Linked DNA regions of Mus musculus: region 2 is linked to region 1. The links are chromatin loops, found by intact Hi-C in ENCODE. Cell type or tissue: heart. All regions are shown on one strand. Links, peaks and the distances in the headings refer to the core of each region. The heading gives the core; the rest is flanking DNA.

Region 1 (10,852 bases), core at 3,550-7,549:
TAAGCAGTCCTTGTGCCTTAGCCTACCAATTATACATGACTTGGGTTGAGATGAAGAGGGGTGGGGGTTGTGCCACTCTCGGTTTCCTTTTTCCTAAGGCAGGAGGGTCAATAAAGACTTATAGCCCTGGCTGTCCTGGCACTTGCTCTCTAGAGCAGTGTTGCCTCAAACTTACAGAGATTCATCTGGCTATGCCTACCAAGAACCATATTGAAGGGATGCACCACCACACCCAGCTAAAAATTTTTATTTACATATTAGATGTGATCTCGGTTAACACTTCTGAGTCATCAAAAATGAAACCTTTACATGAGTTTATTACTTTTTGATTCATTTGCAAACTTAATGTTATTTAACAGAATATTTAGGATTGCAAATTACTCAAATGAGAGCAGCAGTTACAGCCAAGTGTGGTAGAGTACGTCTGTAATTTCAGCACTCACAAAGAAGAAACTGAGGAAACTTGGCTTTGAGGCTAGCCTGGGCTAGGAAGGAGACCTTTGTTCTCTGGTTGTTTCCAAGATTTTCTTCTTTGTATTTAGTTTGTTTGGGATACTCAGTTATTATTTCTATAGTTTATCTTTGATTATTATTATTTGTGTGCATGCATGCGTGCGTATATGCTCACAGTTTCTCTATGTAGACCTGACTGTCCTGGCATTTGCTGTGTAGACCAGGCTGGCTTTGAACTCAATTCTGCCTCTATCTCTGAAGTGCTGGGATCAAAGGCATGTGCCACCACACCTAGCCTATCTTTTGTTATTTTTGAGAAACATTCAACAGTTAACTCTTCAAATGTTTATTTCTTATCCCCCCCCCCCCCCCCTTAACTAATTAATGTTGTCTGACAGTTTGGGATCAATTCCACTTCTCTGTCCAAATTACCCTTGTTTATGTTTGTTGTTTTAATTCATTGTTCACTAAAGTTTTTTGTGTGTATGCATTTCTGTGCACATGACACCGGGATGGTATGCACACAGGAGTGGAGGCCAGAGTATGTATCTTCTTCTGATCTCCACTTTATTTCTTGGGTCTCTCACTGGATTTGGGGTTTACCTTTTTGGTTTGACTGGCCGGATGCTAAGCCCTTGAGATGCTTGTCTCTCCCAGTTTCCCCTTTGCTTTCTGGGATTGATTATAGGTATGAGTCACCACATCCCCAGCTTGTACAAAGGCACTGGGATCTGAATGTAGGTCCTCATGCTGTACAGTAAGCACTTTGTCGACTGGCAGAGCCATTTTTCTAGGTCCTGTCTCTCTTCTCGACCCCTATTTATTTATTTATTTATTTAAAAGTAATAGTCTCTGGAAAGCGCTGGCCTCTTAGTCAGATCCCATAGTCTTTGCATCCTGCGTGTTGAGGTAAAAGGCATGTACCACTATACCTGGCATCACCTAGGAGCTTTTTTTGTTTGTTTCTTTACAATTTTACATATTTAATCTGTATAGGTGTTTTGTCTGCATGTATCTGTACTTGATGTATGTGCCTGGTGCCTGCAGAGGGTATGTCCTGGAACAACTTATAGGTAGTTGTGTGCTCCTGTGTCTTTGTAGGGGGCCAATCCCAGATTTTATGGAAGAACAAGTGCTCTTTAACACTGAGTTGTCTTCCAGCCCCTAAGAGCTTTTAGTTCCGTGCATTATACATTGGGTGTTGAGTTTCTGTTTACAGGTTGTTTCTCAGTGTAATAGTATCTGATCAAGTGCATTATTTTTTTTTATTTTATAAGTATATTAAAATTAAAAACAAGGGCTGGAGAGATGGCTCTGCAGTTAAGAGCACTGACCATTCTTCCAGAGGTCATGAGTTCAATTCCCAGTAACCATATGGTGGCTCACAACCATCTGTAATAGGATCCGATGCCCTTTTCTGGTGTGTCTGAAGACAGCAACAGTGTACCCACATACATTAAATAAATAAATAAATCTTTTTTAAAAAAATTAAAAACAAAATACGTCACTTGACTCTATACCACTTAGGATTTGAGAAACACGTCTAGACCATCTAATTTCCAGGTTAGGTTTCCTCTTGCTCTTCTTTTGTAGCTAACTGGTTTTCTTTTTTTTTTTTTTTTAAAGATTTGTTTATTTATTTATTTATTATATGTAAGTACACTGTAGCTGTCCTCAGACACTCCAGAAGAGGGAGTCAGATCTCGTTACGGATGGTTGTGAGCCACCATGTGGTTGCTGGGATTTGAACTCCTGACCTTCGGAAGAGCAGTCGGGTGCTCTTACCCACTGAGCCATCTCACCAGCCCCTAACTGGTTTTCTTACAGTACTTGGGATCATTTAACTGAACCCTCACTGTGAAATCCTCCTCAACTGCTTCATCTGCCTGAAGAGAGAGCTCAAAGTAGTTGGCTGACAGTCTCATTTACAAAGTGTAGAACTAAAGCTGTATTCTAAGGTTATTGGATACATTCTTCTCATGAAAACCCAAACCATAAATTAGCTGACCAAATGTTAAGGTGGAAGCAAAAAAATTGACTATGGTCTTAAGTATAATAGTGAAAGGGGCCCTCTGATTTTTACCTTCAGTTTTTAGACCTTTGTTCAGTGATAGAAATAGCAGTTTGTCACTAGTCTAGAGCATATTTTACAGTTTAAAAATAGAACCTTACTGAGGTTTGACGGGTGAGGACACATACCTGACTAACCACGAGCCATTCCACTGGTCTGTCTCCCCCATGGTCACTGTGGGATGGCTGCAGAGATCATGGGCACTATGACCTGCAGCTCCTCACCAATTAAATTCTAATATTTGGACAAACTTTTTTGTTTGTTTGTTTTTCGAGACAGGGTTTCTCTGTGTAGCCCTGGCTGTCCTAGAACTCACTCTGTAGACCAGGCAGGCCTCGAACTCAAATCCACCTGCCTCTGCCTCCTGAGCGCTGGGATTAAAGGCGTGCGCCACCATGCCTGGCTCCGTTATTCATTTTTAAAAGAAGAATTTACTTTATGTATATGAATATGTCATAACTGTATTCAGACACACCAGAAAATGGCATTGGATCCTATTTAAATGATTGTGAGCCACCATGTGGTTGCTGGGAATTGAACTCAGGACCTCTGGAAGAGCAGTCAGTGCTCTTAACCGCTGAGCTATCTCTCCAGCCCCTGGTTATTATTCTTGAAACTGTTCACATTTAGATTTTGAGAATGTTTTGAGATAGGATCTCTTATATCTTATAACACAGGTTAATTTTGCACATTCTGTACACTCGAGGATGATCTTAAAGTCATGATCTTCCTACCTGTACCTACCAAGGATTGGGATTACAAGCTTGCACCATTGTACTTGCTTTTTCTCACGTAAAATTCTGTTTATTGATTGATTGTTTTTATATATATGTACATGTGGACACACATTGTCTCTACTTTTACCTTGTGGGTTTTAGGAATTGAGTTCGTATCTGTGTTTGCTTATCTTGCAGATCCCCTTAGTTTTTTGTTTGTTTGTTTTTGTTTTCTGAGACACTGTCTCTCTCTATGGCACTGGCTGTCCTGGAACTCTTGTCTGCTGACTAGGTGCACCACAAACTCACTGCCTCTGGGCTTAAAGGCCTGTGCCTCTCCCAGCTCTTTTCATCTGTTTAAAACCTAGTTATTGTGGTATGTATTTTGCACATAATGTTAAGAAGTGTTAACTGATATTTTTCTTTTTTTGCTTTATTTCTTTGAGAAAGTGCTTCTTGTAACACTATCAGATCTCAGCCTTCCCATATAATTGAGAATGACCTTGAACTCAGGATCCTGCTGTTGGAAGTGTTGGATTACATATAAATGCTATGCTTAGCAGTGCAGGGTTTTCAGAGTCTAATGTGTACAAGGGTAAGTTGCTAGTTCTCTTGTCCTCTGCTGCCGGTTATTGTAAGACACACCCCACTCAATAGGTGTTAAAATGTAGCCTTAGAATGGATGAAGTATGGGGATTTTTGTCTGTTAGTAGAATTGACACTTTTTCTATCACGTCTAGACATCACAATTTTGTTTCTGTCTTTATTTTCCAATCACAGAAAGAATAGCATATTTAATTTAGGTCATCTGTTCATTAAAAGACAGAACTGAATTGACACCTGGTATCTTAGTAAGCCCAAAATATAATTATCCTTATAGTGTCCTACTATTACTGTAAGTAAGAGGTTAATTTTGGAGATTGGAGTAGAATGAGTATCTGTCTGTATTGCACAGTGCCCTGGTTGGCTTGACGTATGTGACTGTAGAAACTCTCCAGGCTGAAGACCCATGACCTTCAGGTTGGTACTCTAGGATAACACTAAAGCAGGGTTGAAATGGCTGTTTAGTTCCACATTGTTAGGGAGGAAGTAAGGCAAGAGTGACAACACAATTTGATTTAGAGTTCATGTTCAAGGTAAATAGATTCACTAAGGACAAAAAAAGAGAAGAGTTCATAGGTTTTGAAAGGAAATTGTGCAGTTAAGGATGCTGGAGGTGAAACAGTTGTGAAATGAGTTGTGAAACCTAGGTGCTTCTAAGGTTTTATAAAGATGAACACTGGTGAGACAAGTTAGAGCTGCTGCCAATAGTTAAGCTAAGACTGCAAGTATGATTTGACCTTTCTGGAGCATATTGAGGGCACATGGTCATTTTGTGGAGAGTTATGAAAGCCAAAATAATTGGGTCCTTGATCTCTAATTAATTGCAAGTCTGAATTCTTAGTTGGGAATTCTGGATTTAGAAATTTATTGAGGATTTGTATCTATTCCTGGATTAATATTTATCAGCAATAGAAGATATAGATTAAAAATCTCTTTCCTTGAGTTCTCTTCCTTTTTTTAAAAAAAAATTATTTTATTTTTATTTTTTACACTCCATATTCCATCCCCCCCAATCTACCATCTGACCGCTCCACATCTCACACCTTCTCCCTGCCCCACACAAGTTCTCTTCTCTTATAGAGAAGAATTCTAGTCAGTTTCTCTGTCACACTGTTTGTATAGAGCAGAGATTCAACTCTGCATTCCAAGTGCTGGGATTACCATCACATCCTGTAACTTTAATTTTTTCAAACCCTATTTTTAATGATGGTTCTTAAATGTTTTAACCTCACTTCTAACCCACTACCCAACAGAGGTAGTGGAAAAGAAAGGACATGGGAGAAATGGACCTGTTTAGAAAGGTTCTGTGGAGCAACTCCCATCTGTGTTGTCAGGAAATGAGCAGTTGAGTTCACAGGTCAGCAGTGGTAGCTTGATTCACTTGCAAACACTTCACAGATACACCAGCAGTCCAGTTTGGTAGAGTTGGGATAGCAAACTCAGTAGCAGTGGCATGCCTTAGCATGAACAGCCAGACCTCAGCTGAATTGGCATGAGTTAGCAGGAGGGACTAGGGCCAACAGAAGTTCTCGCGTGTGTGTCTCTTTCTCAGTAAAGTGCTGCAGCTAGCTCTACAAGCAACCCAAACTGTTCTCACAGTCCGTCAAGTACTATTTATACTCCCTCCAAACGTCACAAGCCCTGTACTGGTCTTGCCTTGCCACATGTCTTGTGTATGTGAGTCTGTCTTAGCTGACATCACCCTTCCAAATCGGCCTTAGTCCTCAGAAGTGGCAAGAAACCGGCAGCGCACCACCAGTAAGTTTTGATGCTATGGAATCCCAACAAATGCAGCTCAACTATGCAATGTAATGTGGACCAACATATGCCTGTCTTAGCAAACAACTGACCTTTTCTTTTACCTGTCCTTTCACTTGCTTGCTTTAGCAGAATATCCTTTCACCTGTGTCTGCTTCAGCTAAACACTCCTTCATATGTTTGCCACAGCAAAACATCATCCAACACAACTGATCCTCCAAAGAACCCTTAAGTTTCCACTTAAACAGCCTATGACAGTGTCTCTTAGATCCTGGGTTAGCCTGAAGCTTCCCATGTAGCCAAGGCTAGTCTTGAACTCCTGATCTTGCCTCTACCTTTTGAGCCCTGGAATTAGAAAAGTATGCCACCACAGCTAGCTTCCTTTTAGTTTTGATTTGCCTTTTTTTTTTTTTTTTTTGGTTTTTCGAGACAGGGTTTCTCTGTGTAGCCATGGCTGTCCTGGAACTCATTCTGTAGACCAGGCTGGCCTCGAACTCAGAAATCCGCCTGCCTCTGCCTCCTGAGTGCTGGCATTAAAGGCGTGCGCCACCACGCCCGGCTTTGATTTGTCTTTTTTGTGTAAATCTTTAGATGTGTTGATTAGCAACTTGTACATCTTTCTTGTTCTAAAAAGATTAAAATCTTTTAAAAAATCACATTTGCTTATTTGTGTGGTACGGAGTGTAAGGGCATTTGTGGTCAAGCCTAGGGACCTGAGTGAGAGTCCCAGGACTCACTCGATAGGAGAGGATAAACTTCAAGTTGTCCTGACTTCCACATGTGTGAGATCTAACATGTACACTCCTCAGCACCACACAAATAATACACACACCAAAATAACAAATATATATATATATATATATATATATATATATATATATATATATATATATATTTCAAATACCTTAATAGAAACACGATTTTTAAAAAAAAATTGTCCATGCTCATGTTGTTTTTTTTTTCTTCTATTAACTGATAGTCTGGTTTCTTTTTTTAATTAATTAGTTTAGTTTCTCTGTTTTCTTTTGTTGCTTGCTTTATTGGTATTATATCTAAGAATCCATTACTTTAATCAAGATCACAAAGACTTATGACTTTGTTTTTTTCTAATGTTTTTATGGATTTTTTATTTTATTTTTTTTGAGACAGGGTTTCTCTGTGTAGCCCTGGCTGTCCTGGGAAATCCTCCTGCCTCTGCCTCCCAAGTGCTGGGGTTAAAGGCGTGTACCACCACTGCCCTGCCATTTTTACAGTTTTAGTTCCTCTTTTTTTAAAGATTTGTTTTATATATGTGAGTTTGCCTATGTGTATGTATGTGTATCGTGTATGTGTCTGGAGCCTAAGGAGGTCAGAGTAGAACCGGAACTACAGGTGCCTGTGCCCACCATATGGCTGATGAGAATCAAACCTGAGTCCTCCAAGAGCAAGTGCTGGTCGTAACTGCTGAACCATCTTTCTAGGCCCAGTTTAAATTCTTAAATCCTTAATCCATTTTTCTGTATTTCAAGATAAGGGTCTAATTTGATTTGTTTGCATGTGGACATTCAATTCTCTTTATAACTCCCCCTTCCCCACTAGACAGGGTTTCTCTGTGTAACAGCCCTGGCTGTCGTGGAATTCACTTTGTAGACCAGGCTTGCCTCAGACTCAGAGATCTGCTTGCCAATCTGCCTCCCCAGCTCCTTACACCATCTTAAAGATCATTATTTTTCCTTCTCTTATGCCATTTATTAAAAAGCCCTTTTTCCTCCATTGTTTTATCCTGTTGTTGAAAATTAGTTTCTGGGGCTGGAGAGATGGCTCAGCAGTTAAGAGCACTGACTGCTCTTCCAGAGGTCCTGAGTTCAAATCCCAGCAACCACATGGTGGCTCACAACCATCTTTGATGGAATAATCTGATGCCTTCTTCTGGTGTGTCTGAAGACAGCTACAGTATACGCATATATTTCAAATAAATAAATACACCTTTAAAAAAAGAATTCGTTTCTATTGAAGAGAATTAATTCATTTCCATTGATTTCTATGTTTTTGCATCATACCACACTGTCTTAATTATTGTTGCTTTGTAATATTTTTTTTCTTTTTTCAAGACAGGGTTTCTCTGTATAGCCCCCTGGCTATCCTGGAACTCACTCTGTAGACCAGGCTGGCCTCAAATTCAGAAATCCCACCTGCCTCTGCCTCCCAAGTGCTGGGATTAAAGGCATGTGCTACCACGCCCGGTGTATAATGTTTTTTAAAGATATATTGATTTTATGTATATGAGTCTTAACCGCTGAGCCATCTCTCCAGCCCTGTAATCAGTTGAGTCCTTGTACTTTCCCTTTTTCCAGGATTCTTTTGTCTTTCCTGAGTCCACCCCTCCCAGTGTGTGGCCAGTGTGTCAGCTTCTGCAGACTATGGCTTGGGTCCATTGGGAGAGTACTAAGGTCTTTGGTTGGTTGGTCTTGGCTTGGTTTGTTTGAGATGGGTTCTCACTGTATTGCCCTGCTGGTCCAGAACCCAAGAACCAGGCTGACCTTTAACTCATTGCACAAGAGATTCTCTTTATAGAGATCTTCCTGCCTCTGCCCCTGGTACACTGGAGTTAAAGGCATGTATAGCTAAGCCCAGCAAAAAGATCTTTCTTCTTTAGTGTATACTTTTGGCACCATTGTCAAAAGTCAAGAATTAGGTCCCTGTCAGTGGACTGTGTGTGTTTGGCTCCTCTGTTCTGTTCCATTGGTTATCATATCTATTTTGTGTCAGTGGACTGATTTTTGTTTGTTTGTGGTTTTTGAAGTATAATTTAAAATCAAGGGTACATCCACAATTTTTCTTTTTAGACTTGCTTTGGCTGTTCAGGGTCTTTTATGGTTTCATATGAATTTTAGGATTTTTTTTTCTATTTCTAGTTCTGAAAACTCAGTCCCTGGAGGGTGGCATTGCATTGAAAGTGTCGGTCAGCTTGAATAACAGGGCTGTCTCACAGCATTAGCTCTGCTGGTCCCTAAGCGTGAGAGGCAGCCTTTCAGTCCTACAGTGGTTCTCACAGCTGCTTCTTCAGAGCTTTATAGTTTTTACTGTTGAACTCTTTCACTTTTTTCATTAGGTTTACTTGTAGTATTTTTTAATATTTTGCATTTATTAAGGTGTGTGTTCATGGATAGTAAGGACAACTTGTAGGAGTCTTTCTCTCCCCTTTCCACATTGATCCCAGAGATCAAACTCATGTTCCCAGCTTGGCAGCACAGGCGTTTACCTACTAATCCATCTTAATGGCTCCTATTTTTAGAATTTTTTCTTTCTCTTTTTCTTTTAAATATATTTTAAAAATTTTATGTGCTTGAATGTTTTGTCTACTATGTATATGCACCACATGTGTGCTTGATGTCCCCTGAGGTCAGACAAGGGATTTACACTCCCTGGGATTGGATGCTTGTGAACTCCCACTCGGGTGTTGGGGTCCAAATCTATAAGAGCAACAGGTGCTCATCAGCACTGTGCTGTCTCTGCAGCCTCCCTCCCTCCCCCTTTTCCTGAACAGGGTTTTATAGTGCAAACTGGCCTTTTTAAACTGTTTTTCTAGGAGTGACCGGAACTGCTAGTCCTTCTTTCTTTACCTCCTAAGTGCTGGGATTAAAGGTGTGCACCACCACTGCACCCAGCTTTTTTCTTTTTTTTAAATTAATGCTGCTACTTTGCTAAAAGTAGTTAGCACAATTTTTTTTCTAGATTGCTTTTGGTACTCTGATAAGCACCATTGACCAAAAGCAACTTGGGGAAGAAAGGAGTTATTTGTCTCACATATCCTGATCACAATTCATCACTGAGGAAAAGTCGGAGTACAAACTCAAGCCCAAGTGGAGACTGAAAAATCACAGAGGAATGCTGCTTACTGGTTTGCTTCCCTTGGTTGGCCCAGCTGCCTAGAAATGGGCACGGGGCTACATTAATAAACACCTGAGAAAATATCCCATAGGCTAATCTAGTGAAGCAAATGCTTCAATTGAATTTCTCTCTTCCCAAGTGACTCTAGTTAGTGCCAACTTGACTAAAGGAAGAAAAAAAAAATCCGTACAATGCCTATGCACTTTTTGGTTGTAGTCTTTTTTTTTTTTTGATTTTCGAGACAGGGTTTCTCTGTGTAGCCCTGGCTGTCCTGGAACTCACTTTGTAGATCAGGCTGGCCTCGAATTCAGAAATCCGCCTGCCTCCCGAGTGCTGGGATTAAAGGTGTGTGCCACCATTGCCCGGCTGGTTATAGTCTTTAAGGACTTTATTAACTTTAGAAATTTCTTTGCCACTTCTTGTTCCAACAAGCTATAGGCATATATGCTGGTCAGGTTCTCATGAGGTCTTCTAGCTTGTTCATGGGTAGGGGTGGGGATACATGGGGTGGGACAGCAGATATCCAAGTTGAAGGATGTCCTCTGAGCACATATGAGCGTTGGAAGCAGACAGCATTGAGCTTTACACAGGAGCGGATCTGAGGGAACCACTCAGTCTACTGGTCTGGTGCTTTCAGACCTTGTGCAGCTGTAAGCCATCCTATAAGGGAGGAAGCTACAGAAATGCAGTAATCCAGATTCACCAGGTTTGGGTTTAGGGTCTCAGTCCTGCCTTGCAGCAAACTGTACTTGGTAGTGAGGTAGTGCCAGATGCTGGGCAGTATTTTGGACATGGCTCAGAGCACAGGTGATTGTTCTTTCATTCCGAGGGCTGTATCACCAATAATCTAAGCTCCATAGCCTGAGCTCTGCTGTTTCAACTTCTCAGTAGGCCCACAGCCAACCCTTTCTCTTGCCATAGCTGCTTCTGTGGTTTTTCTTCATCTGTACACTGTGGCCTCATGTCCTTAGACTCCCTGACTTGTTTCTAGATTTCTAGAAGATTTCTAGAATAGCTCAGTCCTCAAAAACAAACTAAAGCAAAAACAGAAGGTCCCTTCTGTGATGGTGCTGAGCTGGCACATTCTGAGCTATAGGGGCAGCAGTAAGTTGATCTTGTCCAGTGCTAGTCTGTCATTACAGGAGGGATCGCTGTCACAAATACTTCTCTGCACTGGATTTAAGGCTTCTGAGAGGTGTTGTTCTCTCTGGTAGTTAAGACTGTTAGTTTGTTGTCACAGAGCTGCAAGTCTTAGCTTTTGGTTTTGTCTTCAGCCTCTCACCCTGGGTTGATAGACAGAATCGGAGGAGTAATTTACAGACTGCCTTCTGCATTTCTTAGGTTGCCTTTCTGGTTCCCATGCCTTTTAGCTGTCTTGTCA
Region 2 (10,852 bases), core at 4,561-8,560, 130 kb after region 1:
CAACCTAGTATTTGAAGTGATCCAGGACTACACAGAGAAACTGTCTTCAAACAAAAACAAATTTAAAAAAAGAAAGAAAAAAGAAAAAGAAAAGAAACAAAGAAAGCAAGCATCAAGCATCAGAGTACTTAATAGAGAAAAATATCTAAAAAGAGACTTCCTTGAAAAGCTACTTTTTTCTTTTTCTTTTTTTTTTTTTTTTTTTTTGGTTTTTCCAGACAGGGTCTCTCTGTAGCCCTGGCTGTCCTGGAACTCACTCTGTAGACCAGGCTGGCCTCGAACTCATAAATCCGCCTGCCTCTGCCTCCGAGTCCTGGGATTAGAGGTGTGCGCCACCACTGTCTGGCTGAGAAAGCTATTTTTTTTTTTTTTTGGCATGGTATTTTTTTTTTATTATTATTAGGTATTTTCCTTCATTTACATTTCCAGTGCTATCCCCATACCCTCCCCCGCCCATCCCCCTACCCACCCACTCCCACTTCTTGGCCCTGGTGTTCCCCTGTACTGGGGCATATAAAGTTTGCAAGTACAATGGGCCTCTCTTTCCAGTGATGGCCGACTAGGCCATCTTCTGATACATATGCAGCTAGAGTCACGAGCTCCGGGGTACTGGTTAGTTGAGAAAGCTACTTTTAAAAGAACAAACTATAAACTTTATAATTCCCATACTCAGGAGACTGACTTGACCTATATATATCCCAAGTTCCAGGGCAGCCAGGATTACACAGAGACCCTGTCTCAAAAATAATAAAAGCCCAACTTAGAAACTTGACCTATCACACAGCAAGTCCATCCTCAGTAAAACAGAGAGGAGGTTTAGCATGTTTGGAAACTGAAAAGTCCCCAATATAAAGAAGTAAGTACAACATAAGAAAGTAAGAATGATGGAGTAGGAAGTAGACAGGAGCTAGATAATGCAAGATTAAAAGGATGAAAAGAAAAACTAAAGTGACCTGATAATTCAATTTGAATCTTTGAAGTCACCCAGCAGTTGTAATGGGAAGAAGCTTGTAAAGAGATTAAAATGTATAACAAAAATCATCTTATAGTTGGTGGTTACCATATCATGAGGAACTGTGTTAAAGGGCAGCATTAGGAAGGTTGAGGAACACTGTTCTGAGACTATCTACTAATATATAGTGACTAAGCCCTAAACATTACTTCCTATAGCCTTTGTTGTTGGGGGAGGGGCATGGGGCAAACTATGTAGCCTGGCTATCCTGATACTATGCAGACCTGGCTGGCCTTGAGCTCACAGAGATTCACTTGTAGAGACTGAGATTAAAGGTATGTGACATCAAGCCCAAGTCCTATTACTCTCAAGTCATGTATCTTTCTCTTGAAATTACTAACACCTCTAAAACATCTCACAGTGAAGTTTTTTCACCTAATCCTGGAGACCTAAATTCAGATTTCCAGAAACCCACATGAATGCTGAGGGTGTGAGGCAGGTGGCTCACCTGTAATTCCAATCACACAAACACTTGCAAACCCAGCACTATGGAAGTGGACTCCCCCTGAGGTTCACTGGCCAGCCAGATTGGCCTTATGAGTGATCCTCAGATCCCAGAGAGAAATCCAGACTTAAAAATAAAGGGTAGACAGAACAGCTGGGGGGGGGGGGGGGGGTTTGACCTCTGGTCTCCAAATACATACACTCTAACATGCACAAGGGCACACTGGAGTATACACACATACACAAATATGCAGAAAACTAAAAATTCTAAAGATGTACAGATGTTCTGTATTCAAGGACAGTAAGGCTCAAAAATGTGTCAAAACCCAATTTCTTCCAATTTAATCCACAAATTCAATGCAAATGCCAATTAAACTCCTTCCAGTGAGGTGATAGCACTAAAAACTATATCTAAAAAACTAAAGGGGCTGGAGAGATGGCTCAGAGGTTAAGAGCACTGGCTGCTCTTCCAGAGGTCCTGAGTTCAACTGCCAACAACCATATGGTGGCCCACAACCATCTGTAATGGGATCCAATGCCCTCTTCTGGTGTGTCTGAAGACAGCTACAGTGTGCGCATATACATAAAATAAATAAATAAATCTTTTAAAAAAGAACTAAAGCCGGGCGTGGTTTTATTAACCCTATCATTTTAGCACTTAAGGAAGTTGAAGAAGATAATCTTAAGACCCTATCTTAAAGTTAATGCAAAGCAAAGTAATACCAACAGGCTTGCAAAGATAATACTGTATTAAAAGTAATATGATAGGACCTGGAATGAGCACCTCCTCCAGAGGACCTGGGTTCAATTCCTACACCCACAAGGCAACTCATATCTGTCTGTAACTCCAGTCCCAAGGCCCTCTCAGGCATCTATGAACACTAGGCATCCACATGGTATACATACAGATAAAACACCTATACACATACAATTTTTAAAAAATAAATTTAAAAGCTATTAAAAAAACAACAACAATCCCAAAACCTAAAGTAGTATGGGATGGATAGAGTGGCACAAAACTTTAATCCCAGCACTTGGGAGGCAGAGGCAGGCAAAACTCTATGATTAAGGCTAGCCAGGACTACACAGTAGACCCTGTCTCAAAAATAAAAACAAAGAAGGGGGAGGGGGCCAGCAAGATTGCTCAGAGGTTTAAGCCACCACTCTTGCAAGGGTCCCCAGGTTGAGTTCCTATCACCCATAAGGTAGTTTCACAACCATCTGTAACTCCAGTTCCAGAGGATCGGCGGCACATACACACATGCAGGCAGACTACTGCACTCATTCACAATCCCAGCATTGAGGAGGCAGATACCAAGAGATCCCTAAAGCTCACAGCCCATATACAGCCTAGGCCATTTGCCAAGTTCCTAGCTAATGACAGACCTTGTCTCAAAAAGTAAAATTAAATAAAAACCTGAAGAATGATACCTAAAATTGTCCTCTGGGTTCCATTTGTACACACACACACACACACACACACTCTGAATCTTCTCATTTGTTTTATCATATAAAATGTTTGAAAGTCATCACTCATACTAGAAGACACAAAGGAATGAGGATGTGGGATCTATATAATATGTACAAAAACCCTCTGTTCCTTCAAGAGCACTACAAAGACGACATAGAGAATGACAAAAGCAGGAGGAGAAAAAAAAAAAAAAAGCAACCACAGCAACCTGAACAAACTGAAAATCAACAGCTCAAGTCAAAGAACAAACTGCTGGAGGTGCAGAGAAGGGGGATCACAAATCACAGAGCAGACTCTCATGATGCTCTCTGTAGGAACTCAGACCAATGTACAATGTGCCAGTGTATAGTGATGGATGCATGGCTGGAAGCATAAGTAAGCACAAATCCAAGCAATTAAGAATTCCCTGGAAGTTACCAAATTTTCTGAACCTGGTCCTCAAAATGACATATAAGAGAAGAAACTCCAAGCCGGGCATGGTGGCACACACCTTTAATCCCAGCACTCAGGAGGCAGAGGCAGGCCGATTTCTGAGTTCGAGGCCAGCCTGGTCTACAAAGTGAGTTCCAGGACAGCCAGGACTATACAGAGAAACCCTGTCTCGAAAAACCAAAAAAAAGGAAAAAAGAAAAGAGAGAAGGAACTCCAGCAGGGGAAGAGAAAGGTGAGCTACTGAAATAAATCCACAGTATTCTGCCCTAAACAAGGCCCACTCGAGAGAAATATTTTATTACAGTCTGCCCTTGGATAAGGTCGTAAGTAGAAAAGTTAAAAACTTGAAATTATGATAATCCAATAAGAGAATGCCACTTACATAGCTACTTTTCTTTTTGTTTTAGGATTTATTTTATGGGCTGGAGAGATGGCTCAGTGGTTAAGAGAACTGAGTGCTCTGCCAGAGGTTCTGAGTTCTATTCCCAACAACCACATGGTGGCTCACATTTATCTGTAATGGGATCCGATGCCCTCTTCAGGTGTGTCTGAAGACAGAGACAGTGTACTCATATACACAAAATAATTCTTAAAAAAAAAAAAAAAAAGATTTACTTTATGTGTGTAAGTGTTCTGCTGACATGGATGTATATGCACCATGTGCATACCTAATGCCCAAAGAGGTCAGAAGAGGGCATTGGCTCCCCAGCAACCAGTTACTAATGTTTGTGAGCAACCATGTGGATGCTAGGGGCTACACAGGTCTTCAACAAGAGCAACAAACTCTTAAACCGCTCGCTTCGCTGTCCCTCCAGTCCCATAGCTATTTTTCTTAAACTGGCTCTATGTCCACTAATTTACAATATCCCCGCAGTTGTGTGAATAGTAATGATCCCCATATGCTCATGTATTTGGTCATTAGGAAGTGGTGATACTTGACAGGGATTAGAGGGTGTAGCCTTGTTGGAATAGGAGAGGCCTTGTTGGAGATAGTGTCACTGGGGGTGAGCTTTGAGGTTTCAAATGCACAAGCCAGGCCCAGTGTCACTCTCTTCCTGCTGCCCGCCAATTCTGATATACAACAACTCTTAGCTACCTCCCCAGAGTCTGCCTGCATGCCTCCATGATGATAATGAACTAAACCTCTGAACTGTAAGCCAGCCCCAATTAAATGCTTTCCTTTATAATAGTTGCTGTGGTCTTAGTGCCTCTTCACAGCAATAAAACACTGACCAAGACAATCCTTAAAGATAAACAGTTAACTTAAAAAAAGAAAGAGGCAAGTATAGAACAATCAGCACAGGATTCCATTTTTGCTTTTGGCACTACTGGGGATTTCCTTTATAAGAGAAACCAAGAGCTTCCTCCTCACCCCTTCAAATGAGGACAAATCTATAGGCCAAAAGGGCCCTTAACAGAGCCTGACTGTTCTGCCATCTGTTCTCAGATTTCTAAGAAATAAATTGAGTTTCTCAGTATAGTTTAATTATGACAGTACAAACTGACCAAGAGTAACAAAAGGAGCCGGGCAGTGGTGGCGCATGCCTTTAATTCCAGCACTTGGGAGGCAGAGGCAGGTGGATTTCTGAGTTTGAGGCCAGCCTTGTCTACAGAGTGAGTTCCAAGACAGCCAGGGCTATACAGAGAAACCCTGTCTTGAAACCTCCCCCCATGGGCTGGTGAGATGGCTCAGTGGGTAAGAGCACCCGACTGCTCTTCCGAAGGTCCCCAGTTCAAATCCCAGCAACCACATGGTGGCTCACAACCATCCGAGATCTGACTCACTCTTCTGGAATGTCTGAAGACAGCTACAGTGTACTTACATATAAATAAATAAAATCTTTAAAAAAAAAAAAAAAAAAAAAAAAAACAACCCCCCCCCAAAAGGAATAACAAAAGGGAAGGGAACCATTTGTTAGCACTAGAGAACTATCCTGGTTGATTGAAGGTACAGTCTACTGTGTGATTGGGCAAACTGAGCTGACTCCCCCAGAACCATTGTGTGAGAGAGAGTCCTTTAACTTGGGATCCTGCCTCTGCAACCCAGTAAACAAGATCTGATCTATATACCAACATACCTCATGCAATTCTCATTATGCCAGAATTCTACCTCAATAAATTTGAGTTACAATTGAGAAAATCATCAGGACTAATAAGAGTGATACTGGCATCAGGAACAATCTAGTAAAGCCGTTCTCAACCTGTGGGTCCATCGGTTTGAGTTAGGGTCACTTTGACAGGAGTCGCATAGCAGATATCCTGTATACCAAGATATTTACATAACAATTCATAACAGTAGAAAATTACAATTATGAAATAGTTTTATGGTTGGAGTCACCATAAAATGAGTAATTGTATTAAGTTACAGCCTTAGGAAGATTAAGAACTGCTGCTTTAATAGATGAAAAACTGTATATTCCCTACTTTTATTATCTTTTTGTGCATACGTTTTTTTAAATTGATTTTGTGTACATGAAATGGATGGATGGATTTGCTTACATGGATGCATGTGCACCGTGTACATGCCTTGGGCCTACAGAGATCCGAAGAAGGCATCAGATCCTTGAAACTGGAGTTATGGATAGCTGTAAGCTACCACACCACAGAGGTGCTAAGGAATCAAACCCAGGTCCTCTCTCTGCAAGAGTAACAAATGCTCCTAACCACTGAATCATCCCCCAAGCATAATATTTGTACATGTTTAAAATTCCCACGAAAAGCAAAAAGAACTGTGTTCTTAACAAATGTTGGGGGCTGGTGAGATGGCTCAGCAGGTAAGAGCACTGGCTGCTCTTCCAGAGGTCCTGAGTTCAAATCCCAGCAACCACATGGTGGCTCACAACCACCCGTAATGAGATCTGATGCCCTCTTCTGGTGTATCTGAAGACAGCTACAGTGTACTTATGTATAATAATAAATAAATCTTTGGACCAGAACCGAGTGGGTCTACCAGAGCGAGCGGGGTTGACCAGAGTGGGCAGAGGTCCAAAATTCAATTCCCAACAACCAGATGAAGGTTCACACCCATCTGTACAGCTACAGTGTGTACTCATATACATAAAATAAATAAATAAATCTTAAAAAAAAAACAAATGTTAATAAAATACAAGCCTCCATTCTTATGATAATCTTTCTTAATCTCTGTCAACAAAAATTATACCTTTCCCCAAATTATGTCAATGTTCTTAGACTCCCATTTGGCTTGAATTAAGTTTACTTTCTTCAGCTCTGCAAACCCAACAGCTGGCTCCATCCCACATGAACACTTTGATCACTTCTAACAGCCTCATTTCTCTCAGATTTCAGGGACATTTCTTATTAATACTCTCTTACAAAATACTCTTGACAACACTGATGTTTTCTTTTTCATAGTATTCACTGATAGCCCCCAAGCTAGTTAAACTCATTTTCCAATTAACTAAAAAAACCACACCACCTTTTTCCTCTTGCCCGAAGCCACCAAGCCATCATTACTAGAGAAAACACAACCATTGTTAATTGGTCTGTAAAGTGCAGACCACAAATCCCAACAGAACCGTAACGTTGTCCTATGTGTCTCTGTTTCTATTAAAGACCAATCCTCCCACCCTGTTATGAATATCACCCTACCTACTCCTGTTCATTTTCAAGGACTTTGCAACTTCCCTAAGCAATCTTGTTAAAAATAAGAAATTCTGATTATTCTCTAGCATAATCAGATTCTCCTACCCAACAACATACAATTCCCTCTATCATCTGCCAGAATTCTTTTCAAAGGTCCCTTGAGCCTGACTTCCCCAGCCTCTCTTCTCTATTCTCCTGCTAAGCAAAACTCCTCATGCCACTTTCACAGTTGATCTTTCAGTTACCTGCTCCAATCAATCAGACTCCTATTTTCACCACTCCCATAAAAACTCTGGCAAGGACGGACACCAATGGCCACTATGTTGAAAAGTCAGTGATCATTTTTCTTTCCGCAGCTAAAAGGCCAATTTTCTTCCTAACATTCTTTTCTTGGCTTTAGTGATTCCATGCACTTCAAGCACAGCATTTGGAAAGTGGAAGGAGAAATTCAAAGTCACCCTCAGTTACACAGTGAAGTCAAGGCTGGCCTTGTCCCAAACACAAGTGGATGGAAGATAAAAGAAGTAGCTGGGGGGGGGGGGGGTTCAGATAGGTTCTACTACTGTCTATAGAAAGCAAACCTGCAATTTTTATATTTACAAAAACTGATTTTAAGAAATGTAATTAAGCTGGGCAAGGTGAGCTGATGCTTTTAATCTCAGCACTGGATGGAAGAGGCAGGGAGATCTGTTTACAGCCTGGTATACATAACAAGTTCCAGAACAGCCAAGGATATATATGAGACCCTGTCTCAAAAGAAAGATTAAGGAGAAGAGAAAAAGGAAAACAGAAGAGTAATCTTTCTGTCTTTAGTTGTTATGATTACCAGCTTTCTATATGTATACAGCTGATCTTCCTAAGCTTATTCAAATTCACCCTCAAAGTATACGGTTTATTCCCGAAGAACTCTCTCCCTGAGGGTAAATTAAATTACTCAACCTTACAGCTTCCCTTATGCTATACACACACACACTTAAAACTAGCTGTTCAGTTTCTCACTGCCTTGGCAGGTTAAAATTTTCTCAGTAAAGCAGTGACTATGTCTATTTAATTAACCACCTAAGCACCTGAATAAATGAAAAAATATGAAGTTAAACAAACAAAAGAACCGCACAGGGACACAGATGATGTCATATATACTATTTAGGAGCCCCTTGAGATCTTCAAAGGTAAAAACAACAAAAGAAAGTCAAAATAATTCCCTTTTGACTACCTTGCTTCCTAGTTCTTGATGTGAGTGTTCAGTTTTCTAAATAGAGAACCTGAGTTAGTAGCCTATAGATGTGCAACTTGATCTGGAGACCATCTTCAACAATGTATCTTTTCCTAGACTCAGAAGCAGAGCAAAAGGTATTATATTTCCACCATGGTTTGGATAAGCTCCCCAAAATTCTTAAATTTATTCAGGAAAACAAGTGCCTCCTACTTACCCACAATGTGCTTAGCAATGGAGAATGAACTACCAAGAAATTGGGTCTCCACCCTCAAGGATATATCTCCAGTTTGGGGTTTTTTGGGGGTGAGGGTGGAGGGGTGTTTGTTTTGTTTTCAAGGCAGGGTTTCTCTTGTGTAACCCTGGTTGTCCTGGAACTCTCTGTGTAGACCAGAGATCTACTCAGTGACTGCCTGCTTCTGCCTGAGTACTATCTTGCTTCACACCTGGCACATCCCCAGTTCTTAAGAAGGCACACAAAGGACAATGCAGCAACTCACAAAGTAAACCTCATAGGACAAAAAGTATGATCAAATCCAGAGACATTAAGGGAAACAGGCCTGACAGCTGGACACAGTGGCACACACGCTTAATCCAACACTCCAGTTCAAGACCTGTCCTAGACAGTGAGCTCCAGGCCCGCCAGCTACACAGTATCCTCCATGGGGAGGAGGTCTGTCAGTCTGACATACATAACTACCTAGGTCTGTAGACATAACTGAATATGAAATAACATGCCAGGCACTTGGTTTGCATGGAAGCAGAGATGTCTTAGGGAGCACTTAGGTTAATTTAGAAACCAGACATGGCATAAACCTGCATTGGAGAGGCTAAGGTTAATTTTAAGCACTTTCCCAAATAAAGGAATAAATAAAAGTTTATTTATAAGACAACTATTTATAAAAACACTTAAACTACATCCAAAAACTTAACAAGAAATCAATATATATCAACCACGTATATAATCAAAATTCTTGCCCATGCATATCAGTAATAAACTGGAAATAACTAAATGTCTGACAGATGTAGAAACTGCTCTACTCTTTTTAGTCCTCGGGACTCAAGAGATGGCTCAGTGGTTAACAGCACTGATCATTTTTGCAAAGGACCTGGGTCCTATTCTCAGCACCCACATGGTGGTTCACAACCATCCTTAACTCCAGTTCCAGAGGACCTGATATATTCTTCTGGCTTGCTCAGGCATACACATGCATGCACACATACACATATTCCTTAAAAGATCTACTTTAGTGGTAGTGGGCCTCTTTAATCTCAGCCCTCAGGAGGCAGAGGCAGGCAGATATGAGTTTGAGGCCAGCCTGCTCTACATAATGAAGTCCAGGACAGTCAGGTCTACACAGAAAAACTGTCTCAAAATGCCAAAAAACAAAAACAAAAAAATCTACTTTACAAAAACAAAAAACAAACAAACAAACAAAAAAAAAACAACCCCAGTACAGTAGGGTTAGGATGTAGCTCAGTTGGTAGAACACTTGCCTAGAATGACATAATCCTACAAGTTCAATATCTGTACCCCATAAACAGAATGTGGTATTGTATGACTGTATTCTGCACAACTCTGTACAACAGTATAACACTCCAAAGACAAAAAGTTCAAGGTCACCTTCATTTACATTTCAAGTGAGAATATAGCCTAGAATACAAAAGACTCTGCCTCAGCCATAAAGGAATGAGGGCACAAAAGCAAACTGTACCTATCAAAGATTTAAAGTGATAACACTTTAAAATAGTAGGCCATTATATTCCAGGAGCCCTGAAAGATGCTTAAGAAAAAAGGATTCCAAGAATTTTCAAGGAGTTTTCTAGAAGTCTATCAAAAACAAACAGGCATAAGTACAATTAATAATATAATATTTATAATTATATTGATATTATAATAATTATAATGTAATGAAGTATGACAACACCAGAGAACATGAAAAACTAAGGGTGCAAGGAAAACTGGCATTTTGTCCATGCATGGTGACACACAGGACCTATAAGCATAGTACTTCAAACATAGAGGCTAGATGTTCCAAGATTCAATAGCAGCCTTAGCTATACATTAAGATCCAAGTCAGCGGTGAGATGGCTCAGTGGGTAAGAGCACCCGACTGCTCTTCCAAAGGTCCGGAGTTCAAATCCCAGCAACCACATGGTGGCTCACAACCACCTGTAACAAGATCTGACGCCCTCTTCTGGAGTGTCTGAGGACAGCTACAGTGTACTTACATATAATAAATAAATAAATAAATAAATAAATCTTAAAAAAAAAAAAAAAAAAAAAAAAGATCCAGGTCAGCATAGTCTAAATGAGACCCTATCTTTTAAAAAAAGGGAGGGTGGAGTGGGAAGAGGCAATGTTTTAAGGATAAGTAAGTTTCATTTCTTTCTTTTTTTGAAACAGAACTTCATTTCCCTGTCCTGGTAGATCTTAATCTAGTTCTGACCATTTCTTCTTGCTTATCCCAACTTCTTGGGTGCTGAAATAATATGCATGTGTTCTCAAACTTGGCTTAAAGAGGTAAAAAAGGAAAGGACTGGAAGGATGTGGTGGCACACGCCTTTAATACCAGTTCTCAGGAGGCGGAGGCAGAGGCAAGGGGATCTATGACTTTGAAGCCAACCTGTTCTACATAGAATAGGCCAGCCAGAGATAGTCTCCACAAAAACAAAC

Evidence for each region. Peaks named below come from ENCODE experiments on the same cell type or tissue, not always from the same donor. Only the 100,000 strongest peaks of a DNase experiment are listed, where the experiment ranks them.
Region 2: a loop joins it to region 1, with 1.8 times the contacts of the local background. A loop is called at or near these places in 1 of 42 quality-filtered maps.

What each region holds. Positions count from the first base shown.
Region 1 is chr5:65,673,557-65,684,408 of GRCm38, reverse strand. All of the region lies in intron 2 of Pds5a (PDS5 cohesin associated factor A), which reads left to right. Among named protein-coding and RNA genes, the nearest start is that of Pds5a, 19 kb to the left of the region's middle. In heart, for the core only: no CTCF peak of the experiment used is centred there; a DNase peak (open chromatin) is centred at 5,418.
Region 2 is chr5:65,547,640-65,558,491 of GRCm38, reverse strand. The region is part of intron 1 of Ube2k (ubiquitin-conjugating enzyme E2K); the gene reads right to left. Gm40309 (a long non-coding RNA gene) reads right to left here. Exons shown (of 2, transcript XR_868455.3): 2 at 1-10,852. Among named protein-coding and RNA genes, the nearest start is that of Gm40309, 11 kb to the right of the region's middle. In heart, for the core only: a CTCF peak has its summit at 6,194 (motif pointing left); no DNase peak of the experiment used is centred there.